2 separate regions of the Homo sapiens genome follow, and region 2 is linked to region 1. Evidence: chromatin loops called from intact Hi-C (ENCODE). Cell type or tissue: GM12878. All regions are shown on one strand. Links, peaks and the distances in the headings refer to the core of each region. The heading gives the core; the rest is flanking DNA.

Region 1 (11,458 bases), core at 1,823-9,822:
AACCACATCTATCTTGCCACAGGGGACGAACTTTGCTGCGCAGTGAGAAGGAAGCACTGTGGGAAAAGGCCACGTTCAACCGCAATGGAACGGTAACGGCTGCCTGTCAGGGCCACATCAGCAGGCAGAGCATCCCATCCCCAAACTCAGGCACTAGGTATGGAAACGTGAGGTGGCCCGGGCCCGCTGCTGCATGTCTGTCTTCAGCAGGAGGAGGCAGACCCGGATCCTCGCATGGGGGAGCTGCCCTGCATCGGAGCCCGCTTCGACGAGAAGGCACTGCTGTGGTGGTTCCTCCATCACCCCTGGCTCTACCCCGTCCCGTGGCTGCTGTAGTCAAAGACTCCTTTCTTGAAGAATGGTGAAAACTCACAAATGGTATGTTTCGAGAGAGTCAGTCCCACTTTGTTGATGTGGAGGGGAGATGTTGCGGACTGGAGCATCACGCTGAAAAAGTCCCTGAGGTATTTCTGTGGAAGAGACAAGAGTTAAGAACATGGTCAATTGGGAGGTCAAGGCGGGTGGGATCGCTTGAGCTCAGGAGTTTGAGACCAGTCCAGGCAACATGGAGAAACCTCATCTCTACAAAAAATAAAGAAATTAGCTGGACAGGGTGGTGCACTGAGGCAGGAGGATCACTTGAGCCCAGGAGGTAGAGGCTGCAGTGAGCTGTGATGGTGCCACTGCACTCCTGCCTGGGTGATAAAGCAAGACCCTGTCTCAATCAATCAATCAATCAATCAATCAATCAATCAATCAGAATACGGTCAAGGTACTGTTGGATGGTGTCAAGAAGAGAAAAAATTTCCAGAAACAACTTCCCACCCACCTGGAAAGTGCTATCATTGTCATTAAAACCAGCACGTGAGGAATGCCCTCCACTGTCCCACCTATCATCAGACCAACCAGAGAAGACGGAGTCACAAAATACATATGCACAGAAGAAATATCTTTGGCTCAGCACTGATTCTGGGCAGCACTGTCTCAGATCTACAGCAGACAATGCCTAGGAAAATGTCAAGGGTGCCAGGCACAGGGGATCTGCCTCTCAGCCACAGTGTCACTAGTTAATCTCTTATTTAAAAAAGTCATTTCCTCCCCGCTCCCAGTTACTCATTAAATAGAAAGATGATTAAAAAAAAAAAACAAAAAAAAAAGGCCGGCCATCTGTACAAGGTTAAATGTGCTGCTTACTGGTATTTTAAAATTGCACAGTCAGTATCTGTTTTGAATCCTTCTTATAAAATAAAGGGAAAGCAATACTGAGGACAAGAGGGTCAGTTCCAAGTACTGATATTTACAGATCTTTTTGCATGTCCTATAATCATCAACAAAAAGGAATCCTTACTACAATTACTTGCTCCAGACCCCTGCTGCATGTTTGTTGCAACATTATCTGCCGTTTTTGGCACTGAGAAAGCAAAGCATATGTGAGACTAGGCTCTGGGAACTGGGGATAAAATCAGATGTGGGAGCTGGAGGGATGTGTTCAAGGAAAAGAGGGCACACAAGAATAGTTAATATATTTTAGGCCAGGCAAATCTCATCTGTAACAGAAAATGGGCTGGAGGGAAGGGGTTAGACCCAAACCTTTATTATTGTCTCAGTGTGCTTAAAAAACCCAAACAACCCTGGCACAGTCTTAGGAATTACACATAATAATTCTGGACTCTGAGTAACAACAAAAAATTTGTGAAAGCAACATGGCCTAAGCCTGGAGCAGTAGTTCCCAACAAGAGGCAGTTCTGCCCCATAGAGTGTTCAGCAGTGTTTGGTGGCAGTTTTGAGTGTCACATAGGGGTGCACAGGCAGTGCACCTGGTGGATGCTGGCCAGGGATGCCAAAGCACAGGACAAAGAATTATCTGGCCCAAATGTCGACGATGCCACAGTTGAGAAGAGAAAGTAGAATTTAGCTACCTCTATGAATTGCCAACCTGAAATTTCCTTCTGAAAGAAGACATTCTACTCAACGAGAATTTGTTAATTCTCCTTCAAAATATTAATGAGGACTACTAACAACAACACTTGTAAAATAACTTAGTTTCTAAAAATCTTCTAACATCCAATGTTTTACACTTAATGGAAGTAAAACTGGTGCATGATAAATTGTACTTTTTTTTTTTTTTTTGAGACGGAGTCTTGCTCTGTCTCCCAGGCTGCAGTGCAGTGGCGCGATCTCAGCTCACCACAACCTCTGTCTCCTGGGTTCAAGCAATTCTCCTGCCTCAGCCTCCTGAGTAGCTGGGACTACAGGCATGTGCCACCATGCCCAGCTAATTTTTTTGTATTTTTAGTAGAGACGGGGTTTCACCATGTTGGCCAGGCTGGTCTCAAATGCCTGACCTCAAATGATCCACCCCCCTTGGCCTCCCAAAGTATTGGGATTACAGGTGTGAGCCACTGCGCCCGGCCAGATAAACTGTACATTCTTTAAATGTATAACTTCATGAGTGCTGACCCATGTGAAACCACCATTAAATCAAGATAAATATTTGCATCCCCTTCAAAAGTTTCCTAAGGCACCTAACTTTATGTTATCCTTACACTTGGCCTGGAATCACATCTTCTTCTGGTATTACCCATTTCCTGGTAAGGAAGCTATTGCCAGGAGAGGTGAGCAAGGCTAGTAATCTAGAGAGAAGACTTGAAAGCAAGTATTCTCAACTCAAGATGTTTTTTCTTGTTCCATATCCCTAACTTACTGGTCTCATGGTACCCTCTCAAGAAACGATCCTGAAATTGAAATTAGGTATTGGTAAGAAGTTATGAAAATCAACTGCTGAAAAGTGAAGATCTTAATCTTAGTAATTATTTTTATCAGAGGGGCAAAGAGAGACCTGACTTCCACTTTTCTGCGGGAAGGGACCCTGAGAATATCAACTTTAAAGGGACTTGAATTGCATCAAACAGGGTCACCAGTATATATCGTAGACTACACTCAACCAGCCAATGCTCGCGGTGCAATGCATGTGCACAACTGATTGTTCTGGGAAGATCAAGGGTGAGATGATTTGGAAAACGGGAGATGCAGAGCTTGCTGACTTGTGCATGGAGCCACTGCTCTTTCACAGTTTAATGCATGATAGAGCAAGGCTCGCTGCACAGGCCTCATCTCAGGTAGCTCCTGTGGGCTCCGGCTTCAGGTCTCCCACAGGCTGCATTAACAGGCAGGCTGATGTTTACAGCAAAGCTGACTTCAAGATGAACTCTGACAGACTGGAAGGCAATTTAAATCTGGGAGCAGATGTTATATCAGCATTTGTCATAATTAGTACACAAAGTAGGGTCCCTATAAAGGGCCAATAAAGCCTAAAGGGTATAATAAGAAGAGAAGTAAAAGTTAAAAATATAAATGAAAGGAAAAGAGGAAGTATTTGAGACACCTCCCTTCAAGAGCACCACCATAAGAAGAGAACAATACAACTGTCAGGTAATGTCTTTTTCTTTAAATAAACTCATTAGTGTTGTTTGACAAAAACTCCAGATAGAATGATCTGATTTGACTAATTCTAAACATTACAGAAGAGTTTTCTCTTCGCAAAACAAATTTCTGCTTAAGGAGAATTAGGCAGCTTTCGCCTCCTTTACATAGCCTGCTTCCTTGGCGCAAAGAAATGATTTGATTAGGAAGCGTTCTTTGCAGCGACCTCAAAGTGCTCTAAAGTCTGTTAAGATGAGGCATGACCTTTGTTGGCCATGTCCAGAGCCACATGCTTCAAATGGGCTGAACAAATTCTGGCAAATGAAAAAAAAACAAGGGACTGGGGCTACAGCTGGGGACACAAGACAGAACTAGAATTCTAGAAAGTTCTTAAGGTCACAGACAGTGTCTCATTCTTCTCTGAAGCCCCCTATCATCCCTGGAACACTGCCAAGCTTAGGAAACGTGCTGAGAGGAAACCTTGCTGATTTTAATTAGTTATCTTTTTTTGAATTAAAGTATATGCACAGAAAACCACACACAAGTGTACAGTTGAATACAGTTTCACAAAGTTAATATATCTATGCCATCAGCATCTAGATATGAATTATACAACACTTCCAGCCCCCAGGCAGCCCTCCTCGTACTCCCTCCTCCGGTACAAACCTTCCCTCAAGGGCAATCGCTATTCTGATTTCTAGCACCAGAGATTCGAATTGCCAGTTTTTGAACTTCATATGAGCGGAATCATTTGGGATATACTCTTTTGTGTCTGGCTTCCATGGCTTAATGCCGTGTCTGTGAGATGCGGCCATGCTGTGCGCATAGCTGTGGTCTGTTGAGTACCAGCACTGTGCAGTACTTCACATCTGAACAAAACCACCGATTGGCTTTAACACAGGGATAAGCGTTGGTCACCGCTTTGGTCCTTTAGTCTGAACTCTTCTTCACTAATGAAATCTACTTCCCAATATTACTGGTGTCTGATGAGTCAAGTTTATCACTATCCTTCCAATAAAGAAGTTTCCTGTAGAGATTTACACTCAAATCTAAGCTTAGCCAATGTACTTGAACTCTGCTATTTTATGTACATATTATATATATATATATATATAAAATATTTAAAATATACATACTTACCTAACAACACACATTCATATTAGTAATTTTTATTGCCTGTGCTCACAATGTTTTCCACAGCATCTGTGGCTGAAGGGAGAAAATTAAAATCCCCCTGTCAAAGCTATCCCTTGTTGTTGACCCCAAAGTCACCGTAGCCCTCCCAGGATGTGAAAAATCAGTCCAGGTGTCAAGCTGCATCTCCCCAGGTCAGCACGCTTTATAAAAGAGCATTGCGAAAACTGAAGGATATTAGGAGTTTAAGTGACTTATCCAGGTCAGAAGGGCAAAGTGGGAAAAAGATTTGTGAAATCCAATATCCAATCTGTTTCTGACTTTCACAGGACATTTTCTCCATTATAAAAAGAAATAAAAGCAGGCGTATTTAAATCTCTAGCACGTCAGGGACCACAGAAGGCCTGCAGCTCTTGTTCACCTGGTGGACAGTGACACACCTGAGTCTTTGCTTTGTCAAATGTCCTGTGTCAGGGCCACTGAGAACAGCAAAAGCACCTCCTAGGGTTGCACAACATTATGGCCCTGACTTGGATAGTTGGAGGAGGAAAGTCAGATTAAACCAAATCTTCTTTCAATACGATTGCAAACCAGAAATAAGATGGGATGGCGGAGCCAAAGGGGGCCTAGGAGAGGGTCTGTCTGACAGTGAGTGATCATGGGAAAGAGAAGAGGCCGAGAGAGACAGGGGGCCACAGAGAGACAGAGGGGGCTGTCTAGGGGAGGACAAGAGAAACAGGGCTGGGATGGAGGGGAAGACAAAAGAGGTGGAAATGAAAAGGAAACCAAACCAGCACAACAACGTTGGAGACGGGTACCCATGATTTATTTGTTTACCAAGCTGGCAAAAAGAATTTAAGAATAATAAGAAATATATCAGATATCTATCTAGGTTATTTACTTTTTGTGACTTGGACCAATACTGATGTAGGTGTTTTCTTATCAATACTTTCAGAAAATCAAATTTAGATGGCTAATCTTTACGGTATATTTCAGTGCTGACATAGAGTACCTCGATTTCATGAATTGCCTTTCTTCTATAGGTTTTGGGCATATTTTGTTGCTCAGGGGCAGTGAGCAGGGGTTACAGGTAACTGGGAGACATGGACCCCCATGGGTCTGTTCCAAAGAAAGTGTGACCCTGGCACATGATGTTTAAAATCTCCCCAAAACAAACAAACACAAAATCCTGTACAGGACTATGAGCTTTTAAAGTGGAGGCCAGAAGACACGAGCAGAAGAAGGGGGGATGTGGTGATATGAGAGACACCCTAGACTCAGGCTCCTGCCTGCTACCCACAGCACCCGCCATCCCCTGCTTCTCAGTCAGGTCCCCTCTGCTGAGCCACACGGTCTCTCACCGGGCAAGTCTGTCTACACCGGGCATCTTAGCTGCTTGGGTCAGATGCACTGCCTTTCCTAGGCCTGATGGTGCTTTCGTGGGGACCAGCAGGCACTGGTTCTTCAGAGTTAAAAGTTCTTTACAAACACGGGGAAGGTCCTGTTTCTCTGCAAGGCTCACGCTCTTCTACAGGGAGCCAAGGCAGCTCAGGGAATGCTTCGGTATCTCCCTTACAGTGCCTTGGTGGGCACTGGCCATTCTCTGACTGCCCTGTACCCATTTCCCTTCCCAAACAGCAGCCCAATCCCCTTCTGAAGAAACACCTTTCCCCTCTCTGGGAATTGGTTAACTGGTTGACTTAAGGCATAGGACAGATAAGCTTTTCCCATGATATTCTGGGTGGACACCTTACAGCCAAAGAGCTAATCAAGCTACTAGCGCTTGGAGTCTCCTGGAACCAAGGGTCCTTTGGGGGACACCTCTTCCAGATTGTGTAGCTGCTGTTATGGAGCATTTTCAAGAGTTTGAGAAATTCAGGAAAGCTGGGCAGTTTCAGGAGAGCCTTTGGTCTCTGTCCATTCCCAAGGCTAGGAGCGAATGATTCCATCTGTTTACTGTGGTGACAGTCATTTTCTACTGTTTACCATCAAGTTAACTAACAATAATCTCACAGCGCTGGCAGGGGGCAGACAAGGGTCAGGAATCAGAAGAAACCTTCCTTGTAGAACACAATCAAGCTCCTCCAGGGCTAGTCTATGCTAAGATGGAGGTATCTGCCTATCACGCTCTTCTCTTAGGAAAAGGTCGATCCTAGGAGGCTCTGGAGAATCACATTTCAGATAGGTCAGAGTATCCCGGTGGTCCATCCACAGCTAGGCCTGAAGCTGGAAGGCTCCTGCCCCAGACCCTGATCTACACATAGCCCAATCTTTAAATTTCCAATGCCATTTCAAAAGACAACTACTAAACACTATCAATCTTTTGAACCAAAACACAGGCTAATATGGTCTACTGGCTGTGTTAATAAGTTGTGAAAGGCAAAATGAACTCCCTACAGCAATACAGAGTAATTCAGCAAGAATTTAGTCCATTATATTAGAGCTTTAGCATGGCACCTCAATTAGTTTATGCATCAGGAAAAAAAATTGAAAATATAATTTGCTGCTACATGCTATTCCATTTAGACATTCTTGAAGGTCATTATATTACTATGATTCATGTGTGACCTACAATACAATTTCAGTCTGAGCTCTGCCTGAAAGGAAACATGCTTTGGAGTTACTGGAAAAATGTGGGCAAAATCTGGCCTTTAGGCAGCTTCTTTTGGGTTTTTCTTTTGAACTGTAAATCTTTTGGGTGAAATGCTGGTTTGCTCACAGGAACTAACCATGGATTTCATAGTCCATCCTGGCAAAAACCTGTGAAGTCAACAAGGAGCTGCATGGTGTGGCTTCCCCCCTCTCTTACACCCATTCCCTTTTAGGTCTGTGACCTTGAAAGAAAGGACAATTTTAGACCAGGGGATGGAGGGAAGGAGGGGTGGTGTCCAAGTTCAGCTAACAGTCTGAGCAAGAGAGCAAGGCCAAGGCCAGCCTGTGCAAGGATCTGGGTGGGAAACAGCAGGATGTGAAGCAGAATGCAGAGGGCCTTGAATATGGATTCAGCCTGCAGGTACTTCGTACAAAGTTTCCGGTTCATGAGCTTATGTGAGCCCCTAAGACACCCTTAGGAGAGGGACAAGAATGGATGTCCTTTGTTTACAGAGGAAGTAACTGAGATTCCAAGGGGCAGTGACTTGGCTAAGGTCAACAGGTCATAAGAGGCTGACAAAGTGACCAGCTCTTCAAATGTAGGAGAAAGCCATTATTGCCTAATTTAATCCCGAAGGTTCAAGCCCGTAAGCCTGAAATGTAACATGGCCTTTCTTTGGGGCTGTCCATACTATGCACATGCAGCCTCCCAGAATTTTCCCTGAATTTCAGTCAACTGCTGCGCGCGCACGTGTGTGTGTGTGTGTGTGTGTGTGTGCGCAGAAAATGCAAGCATGAGAATTTGGGCCTTCAGATGCCTTTGAAAGACCTAAGCCTCCTTATCTGCTGGCTCTCTGCCTTCTATTTTAATTATCAGGGAGATAAAATTGTGACCATTTTATGTTATTAAAAAGTTTCTGTTTTAATAGGGCTCATGACTATAACTGCAGCCTACTGCTTATTTCATGTGCAATATATCACCTCATCCATATCATTCTAATGATTTTTCCGGCCATCTCATTGTTGTGAGGTCCTCTTTATTTTACAAAATTTTAACATAAATCTATAATTTAATTTAAAGTTACTGAAATTACTAAAATTGAAATGTTCTTTAAAAATATAATGGAACTTTATCCACCTTTCCATAGTGACATATTAACAGAGAAAGGAGTTCAGTGGCATTCCTCATTCTCAGAAGTCATTAACCACGGTGGCGGCTTAAAGACAAGTATCAGTCTAGTAAGACTTAGAGGTCTCATTTAACTCGCAGTACTTGGAAAATGCATCATCCACTGATGGGCCCTGAAGATGGATCAGGCCTGAATGGAGCTACTCAGGGATGTTTCTAGACCTGAAAGAGTTCAGGTCACCCCTGGCTATGTATCACGCATCGACCCAGTGTGGTCAATATGATCCATCCAGTCAAGTCTTCCCAATTCTAAACTCCCATAAATTCAAGTCTAAATACCTCTTGTTGGCTTTTTAGGAATCCTAAAGTTTGGCTACACTGGGTCAAATAGGCTGGGTTCCCTTTCCAACATGCTCCCAAATGTGCTCCACACTCCAAGGAAATCAGGACAGCTTGGTTTGGGTAACTCATCCATCCAGCGCAGTCACTGCACACGTGTTCTCCAAGAAGCAGTAAGCCAGGCCTGGGTATTGAGCTGAATGAAACAGACACGGTGCCTCCCCTCCTCCCCTCACAGGTGCATGCTGGCTGGCACCATCCTCCACTGCTCAGAGTCTCTCCTTGTTCCCATGGGTGCTTTGCTCCCATCATCTAGATCCTTCTCATCTTCCAAGGACTGGTTCAAGGTGTGCTGTGTACTGACTCCCTTCTCTTCAGACTTCATTCATGCACCCAATAAGTACTTACTGAAAGCTTTCTACACACCAGTGTTGGGCTAGGTGCTGGGCATTCTTTTTTTTCTTTTTCTGTTTCTTTTTTTTTTTTTTTTTGAGACAGAGTCTCACTCTGTCACTCAGGCTGGAGTGCAGTGGCATGATCTCAGCTCACTGCAACCTCCGCCTCCCAGGTTCAAGCAATCCTCCTGCCTCGGCCTCCTGAGTAGCTGGGACTAAAGGCATGTGCCACCATGCCTGGCTAATTTTTGTATTTTTTAGTAGAGATGGGGTTTCACCATGCTGGTCAGGCTGGCCTCGAACCCCTGACCTCAGCTGATATGCCCGCCTCAGCCTCCCAAAGTGCTGGGATTACAGGCATGAGCCATCGCGCCTGACGGTGCTGGGCATTCAACAGCTAATACTACTCAGTTCTTGTGCCAAGTAACACAGTCCTGCCTGCCTGGGAGACAAATAGGTAAAGGAGTAATTACAATTAAAATATGACTATGAGAGAACTGCAATGAGGTGACTTGGGACCCCAGGGGAAAGGAAAGGCTGTATGCCTAGTCCTGGGAATTGGTTACTTTTATGCCAAGACCCATAGGGTGATGAGAATCAAGCAGGTGAAGACATTGGAGAAAGATACTGGAGGAAGCCTGTTCTGGGCAGAGCAGGAAGCAGGTACCAAGCCTAGCAGCTGGGAGGCAGGGCTTTGGGGCATCACCAATTGTCTAGCGTGACTAGACCAGGCCCACAGGCACAGAGCATTCAGCAGATAGGACAGACTCCTGGGAACAGGACTGCTCCTGGACCTGGGCTCTGCCAGTCCCCATGCTGGGGGCCCTACACAGTTGGGTGGTGGCACTGTGCGCTGGTGGTGGTATCTCTTCTCTATGGTGAAGTCCTGCCAGGCCTTCAGGAAGTCTCTTCCAGCTGCCATACACAATCGTTGGTCAAATGATGCTTATGATGCCAGAGGACTTTCACGAGTCTCCAAATGTTAATCCCCAACTTCTACTGAAGTCTACCACTTGCCCGAAGGTACTTGAAACCACCATAAAACGTCATTGGAACCTCCAGTGTGAGACTTTCATTGTGTTCATTGCAGCAAGTTTGGTGTGCCGACACTTGCATACCTTTTCCCAGCCTCTGTCAGTCTAACTCAGGGCAGGGCAAGCTTTTTCTATAAAAGGATGGATGGTATACTTTGGGCTTTGTAGGCAAAGAGGCGAAATTAAGGATATTATGTAGGTGTTTATGTAATAAGAGAGAAAATTCCGGCTCCACCCCATCCTGTTTTCCTGGGGTGGGCTACCCAGGGTGGAAGGCGCATTTTGCACCCAGTGCTGGGCAGGCCACTGTCATGGTCAGTTTCACGCTCTGCCTGGTGGTGCCAATCCTAGTGTGCCTCCCTCTTTGCACAGAGCCTGGCAATCTCAACTGGGGCAGCTGACCAGAGGCAAGACAACTTCCCAGACTGAGACTCTACTGCTTGGTGACTGGCAGTTGCCAACAAGTCCCCAGTGTGTAGGCGGTGACCAGCACAGGCCCTGGGGAGCAGCGAGCCGTGGCTGCCAGCTGAGTGCCAGGAAAACAGGCAGTGAGCCCGCCAGGTCTCCATGGATCACAGGTCTAGCAAATTCAGGCCATGCTCACAGACAGTATGAAAACAGGTGGCAAGGTGGGTGTGACCTGAGGGCCTATATCAGTTTTCTACAGCTGCACAACAAATTACCACAAACGTTGTGGCTGGAAGCAACACCTATTCATTAGCTCATGGTTCTGTGGGTCAGAAGTCCTGCCACAGTGCAGGTAGCCTCTGCTTATGGTCTCATGGGTTGAAACGAAGGTGTTAAAAAGGCTGGGCTCCTATCTGGAAGCCCTGGGGAAGAACCACTTCCAAACTCCTTCAGGTTGTTGGCCAAATACGGCATTCTGTAATCACAGGACTGGGGTCCTGCCTGAGGTTCCCTTGCTGACTCTCAGCAAGGGGCTGCTCTCAGTTCCTAAAGACCACCTACATTCAGTGGCACCCAGCCTCCACCACATTTGAAGCCAGCCATCAGATTCCCTTCACGCTTCTGCGAAAGTTGTAAGATTCCAAAGACAGTAACTTGTGTCAAACCCTGGCAAGCGGAGCTGGGGAAGGCCATGAAGAGAGGGCTCGCATGCTTGATCTGCCTGATCACGGGAACTATCACAAGACATGAGTCACACCAGGACAGCCACTGGGACAAGAACAGCTAGCTAATTACACAGGAACACCTGCCTGGCACACTGTTTTGCAAGCCAATCTAAAACTGTAAGGACCTAATTGTACCTCCAAGATTACAGGTCCTACCTGGCAACTACTGATACTTGCCACTCAGAACTTGCCAGCCCTTGCAAGCTGCCACCAGCACCATAAGCTTTCTTTCAAAACAACTTGCAAACCCTTCTCCTTCCCCAGTAAGCCTCAACCTTT
Region 2 (11,458 bases), core at 2,081-10,080, 160 kb after region 1:
TCTAGAAAATGGTTTTTATCTCTCTCAGTCTCACAATAAATAGTAAATATTAGGTTGGTGCAAAAGTAACTGTGGTTTTTGCCATTACTGTTGCACCAACCTAATACATGTAGGAACATACTAGGATTGGCTCCATTAATAGCTTACACTTGGCAAGCAGGTTCATTGCCAGCAATTCTAAAAGCAGCTGAGACAATATAATTCTTCCCCTGCCAATCCCTATCTTGCCACACACATATACACACCCACCACCACCACCACCAGTTGCCTAAGTTATGCTCTTAAAGCCTGTAAGGACCTCATCTGTGTAGGCTAAGTCACTGATTATTTGCGTGTCTTGTGAAGACTTTCAGGAAACCTAAAAAGCCATGCTTCCACATGTGTGTATGCTGTGTTTTCTCCTACTTTCTGTTGTCATCTTTGTGAAGACAGTGCCTACAACCCTCTCCTTCAAAAGACCTACATCTTTTATCTGTGTCTGTTGGTATATTTCCATCAATCATTGTTCCATTGTGAGACAATGTAGAGTGATTTAAGTAACTGTGTTCCTCAAAGACCTGACAAGGAATGGAATGTAGGGTGGGAGAAAGGGTTTATTGGCCCACTTTATTCACCAAATTAGTTGTTCTGCATTATTCATTTGAGTTGTATTCTAAATTACAAAAATATATATACACACATATATATACGTACATACTGACCAACACTGTACTTGAAAAATAATTTAATTTTCTATAATTACTTCAATGTCAGTCATTCGAAAAAGTTCTTCCTTGAATACAACCTTAAAAAATCATTGGGAACAGATCACTGATAAATATGCTCACCAATATCTTGCTCCGTGGAAGCATCGTCTCTACCAACGTATGTCTGACCTTCCTGGGAAGAAAACCCAAGCAAAATGTATTAGTAAGAAGAGAAGGAATAGCTTGTTTCTTCATTTTTCATTGAAGCCCAAACAACATAGTGGCCAATGGGATGAACAACATCCTGGCAGGCCACAGCTTCAATGCATCGAGAGCTCCCCAAGGCTCTGTAAAAAAGCCCCAGTTGTCTGGAAAGGTTTAATGTACAGCAATGGTGAGGCCCTGCTTTGACAGCGTTAAATACTTTGCTCATGACAGGAATATCACTGATGTTCCTGATCCTTTCTGGGGAGGTTCTCCAGTGGCCAAGAGATTCTTTGTGTCTAAAGATATAGTTTATGTAAGTCTGCAAAACACAAATGCAGTAGCATTCTCATTGTTAAGTTATGGGTCAGAGAGAGGGCACTAAAGTCAAGGTTACAGGGGCATCCATTAATACTGATGTGGAATTCTGTACTCCCAAGATGAACTGTCTGCTTGGAACCAAGCCCAATAATGCAGGTGAGAAGCACAATTTTATAATTGCCACCAGGGACCAGGAAACTGTACATACAACAAAATCCCCCCAGCTGTTTACAACTTTTCTCCTTCAGTCTGTGTGCCTTTTTGTTCCTTACCTCCCTCTTACTAATCCTACAGAATAGAGGGCAAATCAATGGCTCATCATTTAACTTTAGATAACAAGGGAACTTTAAATACCAAAGAATCCCAATGAGCTTCTGAAAATTCCCAAAGGGCTCAAGGATTTGTTGTATATTCTTTAATTTAATTTAGTTGTGTTCATGACCATAGAATATTATAATAAACCTAGTTAGTGTCTAATGGAGAAACTGGAAACAAAATTAGAATGTTCCACTTAATCAGTTTCTACCTTTAAATGATATAAGATGATTCCAGTACTCAAAAGGTCATCATCGATGCCAATCAAATGAGGCAGTTCAGAATCCAAAACAACTCCAATCCCTTCTTTCCTGAGGGCTAGAGTTTGTTCCTGAAATTAAGAGGAAAAGAAAAAGAAAAGGTTACTTTGGGAAAAGAGAACTTCAAATTAGGTGTTCTTCAGATTGTCAGAATGGGCAATATTTTATTTCTCATCTAAAAAACTGCAAGAAAAATGGACCTTAAACTTCGTGTTGAAATCCTGGCAGGTAATAAGCAAAGTGAACTTGGAACTTATAAAAAGCGAAATATAAAACGAATTAAACTCATTGCCTGATACATAACCTCTTCAAAGCAAATCTTCCTTCAGAAAGGTTCTAGGAACATCCAAACTACAAAGTAAACTTTCTCACTCTTCAGAGCCTTTATGCCATTTAATATCAAGATGTTGCCTTAGTTGATGGCTTTTCTCTCTACTTACCATGGTTGAACTGTGCATGGTCCTGAGAAGAAGCCTTCCTGTGCATTACTTACCTTGCACCAGAGGAACCTGGTCCTCTGCCTCCTGTGCCATCAACTTCTCCTATCCACTGGATCATTCCCTGCTATACATTAATATGAATCTGCTATTCACCTCCCATCCCCAAACCCCACCACGTCTTTTGGCCTTGCCTCTCCTTATAGCTACCACCAATTTCTCTGTGCCTTTTAGAGAAAACTACCTCCAAAAAGTTCCCTATACTTTCAGTTCTTCAATTCCTTCCCTCTTACTCTCTCTTGAACTCCCTCTATGAAGGTTATTGTCTTTGGGACTCTTCTTTACCGACACTGACTCTCCTGATGGTCTCCTTCTGTCTCTTGACTTGACCTGCCATCTAGATGCTGATGACTCTCAAATTGCATCTCCAGGGCAGATGTCTCCCTTAAGTCCCATACTCAAATGTATACCGCATATATGAGTATACTGTGTGTGTGTATGTATATATATATATATATGTACACCAACCCAACTCAGTTTAGCTATGGAGATGTCAAACAGGCAGCACAAATTTAACACATTAAAAAAAACAAAAAACAAAAAACAAAACAAACAAAAAAAACCTTGATTCTCTCTGCCTCCCAAACCTGCAGACTATCCCATCTCAGTAAATACCAACCTTTCCTGTTTGGTCTAAATACCATGCTTACACTTTGCCCCTTTCTTTCTCTAAACTCTACATATGTAGTATTAACTCTACCTTCAAAATATGCCCAGAATCTGGTAACATCAAGCCACCCGCAGCACGTGCCTCTGGCCCAAACCATCATTGTCTTTCACCTGGGTTACTGTGATAATCTGGGCCACCACTCATGTCTCCCGTGATATACACTCAATTCAGCAGCCAGAAGGCCATCAGGGCAGGTCACTCTTCTGCTCAGGTCCTTTAAATAGCCTCCCATTTCAGTGAGACAAAAGCCAAAGTCTTTGTGATGTTCTACCAAATTCTACCTGATCTCATCCCATGCTCACTCACTCTCATCTTCTGCCGCTCTCCCCTTTGCTCACTCCTCTCCAGGGATAGAGGCAACTTGCTGCTCTTCAAACTTGCCAGCCTGCCCCATCTCAGGGATGCACTCACTGCGGTTCCTACTGCTTTTGTGGTTGCTGTTTCCTCTGTCACTGCTATCCTTCTCTTCCCCTACAGTAGGGTTTCTGGACTGCGGCACAGTTGTCACTTCAGACCAGGTAATTCTTTATTCTTATGCACAGTAGGATATTTTGTAGCACCCCTTGCCTCTACCCAATAGATGCTAGCAACACATCTGAGGTTCTGACAACCAAAAATGTCTCCAGACATTTGAGAAACATTGCCCTAGACACATATATAACATGGCCCCTTCCTTCCTTCAGGTCTCTGCTCAAAAGCCACTCTCCCCATCACCCCATACAAAATAGCAACCACCAATGTTCCTCATGGTGATTTCTCTCCTTGGGAATGGCTATTAGTGTGTATATATATATATACATATATATATATACTATCCATTTATATGTATACGTATACACACACACACACACACACACACACGCACAAGTTTATTACCTGTCCTCTGGCTAGAATGTAACCCAGCACCTAATTTCATGTCCCACTCATCAATTAATATTTGCCAGAGGAATGAATGAGTGAGTAGACACACAGAGTTCAGTGGAATGCAGAGGGAAGGTCAGAGACAACCCTCCGGAAGAGAATGGTAGGCCTTATCTTGACATCAGGCCCATCTGACCCCAGACAAAAGACCTCTAAAGTCAAGCTTCTGGGGAAGTCTGAAGTAGAAAGCAGACAAATTCCAGAAGGTTGAAGGTAAAAATTGCAGTCTTGAGGTTGGGCTGAACCAGGTTCAGACTAAATCATGTACAAGAGCATGACATTGTGCTCCATGACTGTACGAGCAACAGAAAACCCAGTTCCAACCACTAACTGGGGATCCTGGTCAGAGATGCTCCTGGAGAATCTCCTTCCCTCCCTGACTCCTATAGTCAAGACGCAGTGACCAAGACACACCTCTGTAACTCCAACACCCAACACAGCCCTAAACATAAATACGATTCCTTACAATCCTGGAACCAATAAATGTACTCTGTGTCATTTAAGTATTAAAACAACCTACGAAGTCTACCATTCGCTAGGTGATGGATTCAGAACTTCTCAAGCTAGTGTAAGACCATTAAAGCAAAACTCAAACCCTGTAGACAAGGGAACTCCTGGGAGGTTTCTGGGGCAGGGAGGTGGAGAGAGAGAAGTCCCTCAGGCCTCTGCAGATATTTACATTTCAAATGCACACTGAAGACCTGAAGTCATGCGAGAGGGCGGTGAAATGAAGTAACAACAACAACAAAAAAAGGATGGCTTAAAAAAATAAAAATAAAAATCACAATGTGAAAGAAAGCAATTTAATTTAACAACCATTAAATAGATACGCAGAGAAAATGACCAATGCATAACTTAGTTTCAAGAAAAGGAAATGAAGCGTGTCATTGTTCTTCAATTACCACTCTTATCAGCCAACCTCCCATTCCATGGCTCAGAACCTCAGGCTTTGAGGTCGGAGACTTCAGTAACATTGATTTACTATAGCAAGGAATATGCAAATCTCAGCTAAACTGAGCACTCTCCATAAGCTAACCCCTACTCCTACCTCTCGGATATTAGCAGAATTCATGTTTTTTCCTCCTGACCATGAAATTAAAGCAGAAATGGGATGTGATTTTTTTAAAGACATATATTACAGGGGAGAATTTAATCACACAGCTCTATTTCATAAAATGATGTCCTCATGGGAAGGTTTGGTAGCTCTGAACTGTGACCAAACTGCACACACAGTCAGTAGCCCCATGGCAATGAATTATTACAGGCCTCTAGGTCCACATGAAAAGGAAAGTGACCATTCTCGTAAGTCCACAGGCATGTGTATTTTCTTTCTGTACAGAAGTAGACAATAACCCCCCACCCCCAAAAATGCAATATTTTAAACTTTAATAGCTCCCACTCAAACTACAGAAAGTGCTTTGGACTACATCCCAGTTTCGTTTACTATTCTTTCTTTTTTTAACCATTGAGAAACACTTTTGTTTTTCCTTGAAATAAGATTTTGAAAGGCATTGGAAATTCATAGTTTCAAAGCCATTAGGTCAAAAGTCTTACTTGTTCCCACCCATCCCCAGCATGTAGACACACACACACACACACAGAGACACACACACTCACACACACACACACTCACATACACTTCCATATATATAATGGGTAAAATCTGAATTAAGAGAAAGTTTTCCAGGATTGCAAGTGGGGAAGGATGAATTTATGATTAATGCTGCCCTAAAGCTCTATGACATTCAAGCTGCATTCAACTACATGATATTATAAAAGTGTCACCTCATAAAACTGGAAACGAGGGTTTAAATCATTGCTCAAGCGAAAAAGTAATTTCAGACAAAAATATCTATCACGTATAAAATATTTATTGAGTGGCATCTACTGTTATACATAATTTATGAAATACCTCTTGGATAAGATGGAATACTTAACATAGTAGAGTGGGCCACCCTCCCCCAACTCCAGACACAGGGTCCCAAAGAAATCAATGTAAAATATGTATACTTGCATATATTTTACATTGAAACAAAGATTTTGGCAACCATGCTTATTTGGATTAAAAAAAAACCCCACAAACTGACTAAAATTGTCAAAACGTAGCATCAGTTTATTTTAAGCATCCTGTTCACAACATTTACAAATGATATGCTCCATATGTTTTTCTTCAACCTCCAGGCATCTATTCAGGTGAAATCCATCTGAATTTAAAACACATGCCCTTTGCTGGGACTCTCACAGACTCACTTCTGCCCCTTCCGGTGGCTCTGGTGATTGCAGGCAGGGCTGCCCAGATCTCGTGGGAAGAAGACCACAGGAGGACTCGGCTCAATGCGCAAGGCCCGTGTAACCACCGTAATGGTTTATGAGAGTAAGCAGGGAGTCTAGCTCTTTTAATCACAACCACATCCTTAGTGCCCAGCACTCTGCCTTACAAAAGTCAACAACTTTCTTGAATAGATAACCGAAAATGATACAAAAACTTACCAACAACAAAAATCTATTTTTTCCCCCTCTTAGAAAGTCTACCTGGGATCTAGATTGTACTTGGAAAAAACTGGGAAAAGTTTGACAGTGTGTCTGCCCCACGTAAATTAAGATCTCTTTAGGAATAAGAATTGCGTGTCTTCACAGAGTATGTTAGGTGAATATAGCTGCACCAGGCACACAGTAGTCACTCAGTAAGTGCTGATTATTTGGTTCTATAGGGAGTGATTTCTAAGTGGCACTTTTTTTTTCTGAACAGACAAGAATGAAATGTCAGGATCTTTTTGTGAAAATTTATGTTACAGAGAATTATATATTTCACTAGCGAGTAGAATTTTGTAGAGTTGACTCACATCATAAAGTGCACATAATTTCTGCAACCCTGACTACAAACACAGCAGATGTCTGGGGGCTGGGGGTTGGGGACAATCAGGGCTTAGAGCACATGCCCAGTGTGGCTGTGAGGATGGGGGAGGAAGTCAGATAGCCAGAAAGACGTTGAAAAAAAATAAAATTATCCTCTAGTAAAACTACTTTTTAACTTAAAAAAGTTGTATGTGATTTTATTTAAATTTAACAGAATGAAACTATTTCAACCATGTTTCTTTATTATTAATATAAGAGGTATTTCCTAAAATATCCTTGTAAGTCAAGAGGTTATGAAACATAATCACAGTGCATATACATTTTTCATAAGTGTTTCAGTTTTAAGCACCATTACCTGAATCTGTACCGGTTTGAGAACGTTGCTTCTTGCCTTGGCATCTGAATGACATCATAGCTGTGTCGATTTTGGGCCACATGGTGCATGTTGGGCAGTATGGTACTTACTTTCCTCAGAAGGTTAAAGACATGGCTCCACTCTTTTCAAAGCTGAATGCTACTCTAAGAAAATTAAGCTAGTCTGACTTTTAGTCCACAGCAGATAATTTGGTTTTATGTCTGGATGTTTAAAGAGTTTCTTCTTTATCTTGAAATTCAATGGCTTAATTAGGATAGATCTCAGTGTTGAACATCCTCTACTCTATATTTTCCTGGAACACAATACATTCTTCTGATCTGCAGACTCAGTTCTTTCATCTACTTATTTTTCATTTCACAAAGCTTGTCTTGTTTTATTTTCCATTTTCTATTTCATTTGTTGACCGTCTACTTCAAGAACACCAATTGTCCTTATATTACACTGGTCTTTGTCTTCTATTTCTTTCAGTTTCTGATTGCTTTACTATCTTGATCATTCCATTTGTGTTCAATGGGCCTAACAAGCCTTTATTCTCTTAGTAATTTGATTTTCAGTGGGGTCTATTCTTTTCCTTGATATTTTCTAAAATTATGTATTAGTCCTGCAATGATGTTGTTTTGGGCCTCAAAGGCTTTCTTTATTCTACAATCTTTCTTTTTTCATCTCACTTTGCTTTTTATTACCATCTTGCTTTGTTTATTGAATTCATGTTTCTCATTCATTTGTTCTACCGAATGAAACAATTGTAAGGAATTCCCTTCTCTCCCATGAAGTGTGATTTCATCTATATTGGGATCTTTTATCTTTTGCGTGCTATATTCCTCTTCTTTCTTGTTCTCTACCAGCCCATCTGCCCATCTATGCAGCCACCCATAGCTATAGTTATGTTTATATAATTGTTCTACATTTTTTTCATCTCGTATATGCTTAGGCGTATCTGTGCAAATATTCCATGTGCCCTAACATAGGATGGGAAACTCCTTGATGCTTGCCTGGCCATATCTGTGACGTTTCTAGTTGACTGAGTAGTCTGCAGTCCACCCACTTTTCTCTAGCCAGATGGAATGACAGAGGGCTAGGAGGTCTCACCTGAGGCACCACAGGCTTTGTTTGAGGCCCAGCCCTCTCTTCCTGGGCTCCCTAATGATTGGGAAGGGGTCCTCTTCCCAGGGGGAGGGAAGGGGCAGGATGCCCTCGAGCTTCTTAATGTTTCCCCAGGCCTTCACTTACAAGAGAGAGTCAGCTCAGCTCTCACTTCATTCCAGTTACCACCACTGGCCATCACTACTACTCTTCAGTAACAATAGGAAAATCAATTCTGTTCCTCCAATTTGAAGGTACAGTGGGGGGTATTCTGGAATCATCACTGATTCAGCTTCTCAGGTGCAGGTTTAGGAATATCCCCTTCACAATCTTTCCTTTTCCCCAGCAGCCACTCATGATCTTTTCTCACATGCTTCTCTTAGTGACTTACAGCAGTATTGCTGCTGCAGGCTTGTATGTTTGCTATGCTTTCTATTATTTCTTCATTTATTTGAAATCTGTGATGGAATCACCAACTGGTTTTTTAACATTGAAGACAAGAATAGCATTAAAAGGCTACAAAAAGGAAGGATGAAAACAGCGGTACTCCAGGTTTTAGGGGATTTCTTGAGCAAAGATACAAAGGCTAAAAACATGGGCAAACAGTCATCCCTTGATATCCATGGAGGACTGGTTCCCGGACTCCTGAGGATACCAAATCCAAGAATGCTCAAGTCTCTCACGTAAAATGGCGTAGTACTTGCATATAACCTATGCATATGCTTCTGCATACTTTAAATCATCTTTAGATTACTTATCATACCAAATACAATGTAAGTGTGATGTAAATAGTTATTATACTGTATTGTTCAGGGAATAATGACAAGAAAAAAGTCTGCACATGTTCAGTACAGGCAGAACCATCATAGGTCTAACATATCATACATATCAGCAATAGTACAGCATTTTCTCAATTTTTTTCTAATATTTTCAATCTATGGTTGGTAAAATCCATGGATGCAGAACCTGCACATATGGAGGACCAACTGCATACACAAGGAACCACTGGACATCCAGTTTAGCTGGTAAACCTGGAAAAATGGTCTGGCAAGCGAAGCAGATGGGTCACTATTTGATTCAGAGACTGGGAAGGCATTGACAATTTTGAAAACAGAAATTGGTTGCTACTTCATCAGATGAATCTGGCAGGATGTATAGGGTGAATAAGAACAGAGTAAAAAGGGGGATGGGATTAGAATGGAAGTGACACCCCTTGAGAGTCACGGGACAGGTATGTGGATTCTATGTGACTAACAGTTTCGGTTGATGGACATTAAGTAAAGACATTCTCCTCAAGTGTTTTACTCCTCTTAATGAGAAATACGGAAATTGGAGAACTGCAAGAAAATCTGATAGATGCCAAAAGATTTTTATTGCTAGGCAAAAAATATACTTATGTTTCCTTGTAATACTTTCCAGGGAACTCAGTAAGGAGGTATTATTCATGTGTGAAGAATCACTCATGAATTTGACGAGCAAGTGGTGTCTAGTAACTTACATGTTTTTAATAATGTACAAATGCTAAAAGTCGTTATCAGCTGGGCGTGGTGGCTCATGCCTGTAATCCCAGTACTTTGGGAGGCTGAGATGGGCGGATCACTTGAGGTCAGGAGTTCAAGGCTAGCCTGGAAAACAGGGTGAAACCCCATCTCTACTAAAAATAAAAAAAAATAATAAAAAAAAAAAAACAGGTGTGGTGGCGTGCACCTGTAGTCCTAGCTACTTGAGAGGCTGAGGCAGGAGAATCGCTTGAACCTGGGAGGAGGACGTTGCAGTGAGCCAAGATTGTGCCACTGCATTCCAGCCTGGGTGACAAAGCAAGACTCCGTCTCAAAAAAAAAGAAAAAGTCATTATCAACAAAAACCAATTAGCTCTGAAACCCTGAAAGTAAGCAACAAGCTGGCGTTCATCCAGAAGCTACTGTTTCTCATACAGTAGGCCCCCCTGTATCTGAAGTTTTGCTTTCCCCGGTTTCAGTTACCCAATGTCAACTGTGGTCCAAAAATAGGTGACTACAGTGCAGTAAGCTATTTTGAGAGAGACTATTAATACAACTTTTATTACAGTATAATGTTATCATTGCTCTATTATTAGTTATTGTTCATCTCTTACTGTGTCTAATTTATAAATTAAAATTTAGCATAGGTATATACATATAGGGAAAAACAGTGTATATAGGGTTCATATTGTTTGCAATTTCAGGCAACCACTGGAGGGCTTAGAGTATCTCCTCTGCAGACAAGCGGGGGCCTATTGTATTCTATTTTCCACATAGGAAGAATCATGTCCATCTAACAAAGGAGAAACAGTCACCAAGATTACTAGGAAGTCAGTGAAGCTCTGTCAACTGCCTCAACCACCATCCTGCCTTTCTCCTCCTTTGGTCCATAAAACCCAAGCAAGCTATGATGAAAAGATGTTAAGAATCTCCTTCATTCTCCTCCAGGAAATGACTTTTTTATTTTTGCTCTGTTCCCAGAGAGTGACGACGTGAATAAAAACAATACTGGTAGGCCAGTAACATGTTCTACATCCCTGCAAAGTTGATTAGTAATATGTAATCCTTCAGGTAAGGGCTCTATTAATTATGTTCTATGAATCACAATCAGATTTAAAAACAAACAAAAATAAAACAAAACAAAAACAAAAAAGAGAAGGGAAGGAGCGGTCTGTGAACGTTAACAAATGGAAATCCACTGGGGATCAGCCTCTGTCAGAACTAAGCTCCAGGAAGGAGGAGGTTCAGGTGGGAAGGCAGAGTTCACAATCCACAGCTTGGGAAAAAGAATCAAGTGGGTCAGCCTAGAAATCACCTTTGAATCCTCTCTGTGCTTCAGACTTCACAGAGCTCTACCCGCATGATATGGTCAGAATCATCCACAACTTTCCATCTCCACTGCTACTGCCCTGGTCCCAGTAACCTTCACAGCCTGCCTGAATCTCTGATATCCCCCAATCGGTCTTTTTGCTTCTCTTGCCACCCTACCATCTACTCTCCATATGGCAGCCAGAGCCACCTTTTCAAAATATCAAGAGACCATGCATAAAACACTACAATGGTTTCCCACACGTTTGGAATAAAATGGTCACCATATCTCACTTAATCTTGCCCCTGCCCACCTCTCCAACCTCATCTCCCCTTCACTTTCTACCTGACAATCACAGCGGCCTCCTCATTCCCACTGCAGGGCTTCTCCGTGTGCTGTTTAGTCTGCCTGGAAAATTCTCCCCTAAATCTCCATAGCTTGCCCTTTCTTGTCAGTCTGTT

What was found. A loop is a pair of places that touch in the nucleus more often than their neighbours do. Peaks named below come from ENCODE experiments on the same cell type or tissue, not always from the same donor. Only the 100,000 strongest peaks of a DNase experiment are listed, where the experiment ranks them.
Region 2: it touches region 1 in a loop (2.9-fold over the local background); 3 of 110 quality-filtered maps call a loop at or near these places.

Annotation. Positions count from the first base shown.
Region 1 is chr20:16,272,942-16,284,399 of GRCh38, forward strand. KIF16B (kinesin family member 16B) reads right to left here. Exons shown (of 26, transcript NM_024704.5): 26 at 1-470. The coding sequence ends at 312. Among named protein-coding and RNA genes, the nearest start is that of KIF16B, 290 kb to the right of the region's middle. In GM12878, for the core only: a CTCF peak has its summit at 6,577; no DNase peak of the experiment used is centred there.
Region 2 is chr20:16,428,126-16,439,583 of GRCh38, forward strand. KIF16B (kinesin family member 16B) reads right to left here. Exons shown (of 26, transcript NM_024704.5): 13 at 1,738-1,857; 14 at 828-879. Among named protein-coding and RNA genes, the nearest start is that of KIF16B, 140 kb to the right of the region's middle. RefSeq lists an enhancer at 8,528-9,727. In GM12878, for the core only: a CTCF peak has its summit at 6,144; a DNase peak (open chromatin) is centred at 6,156.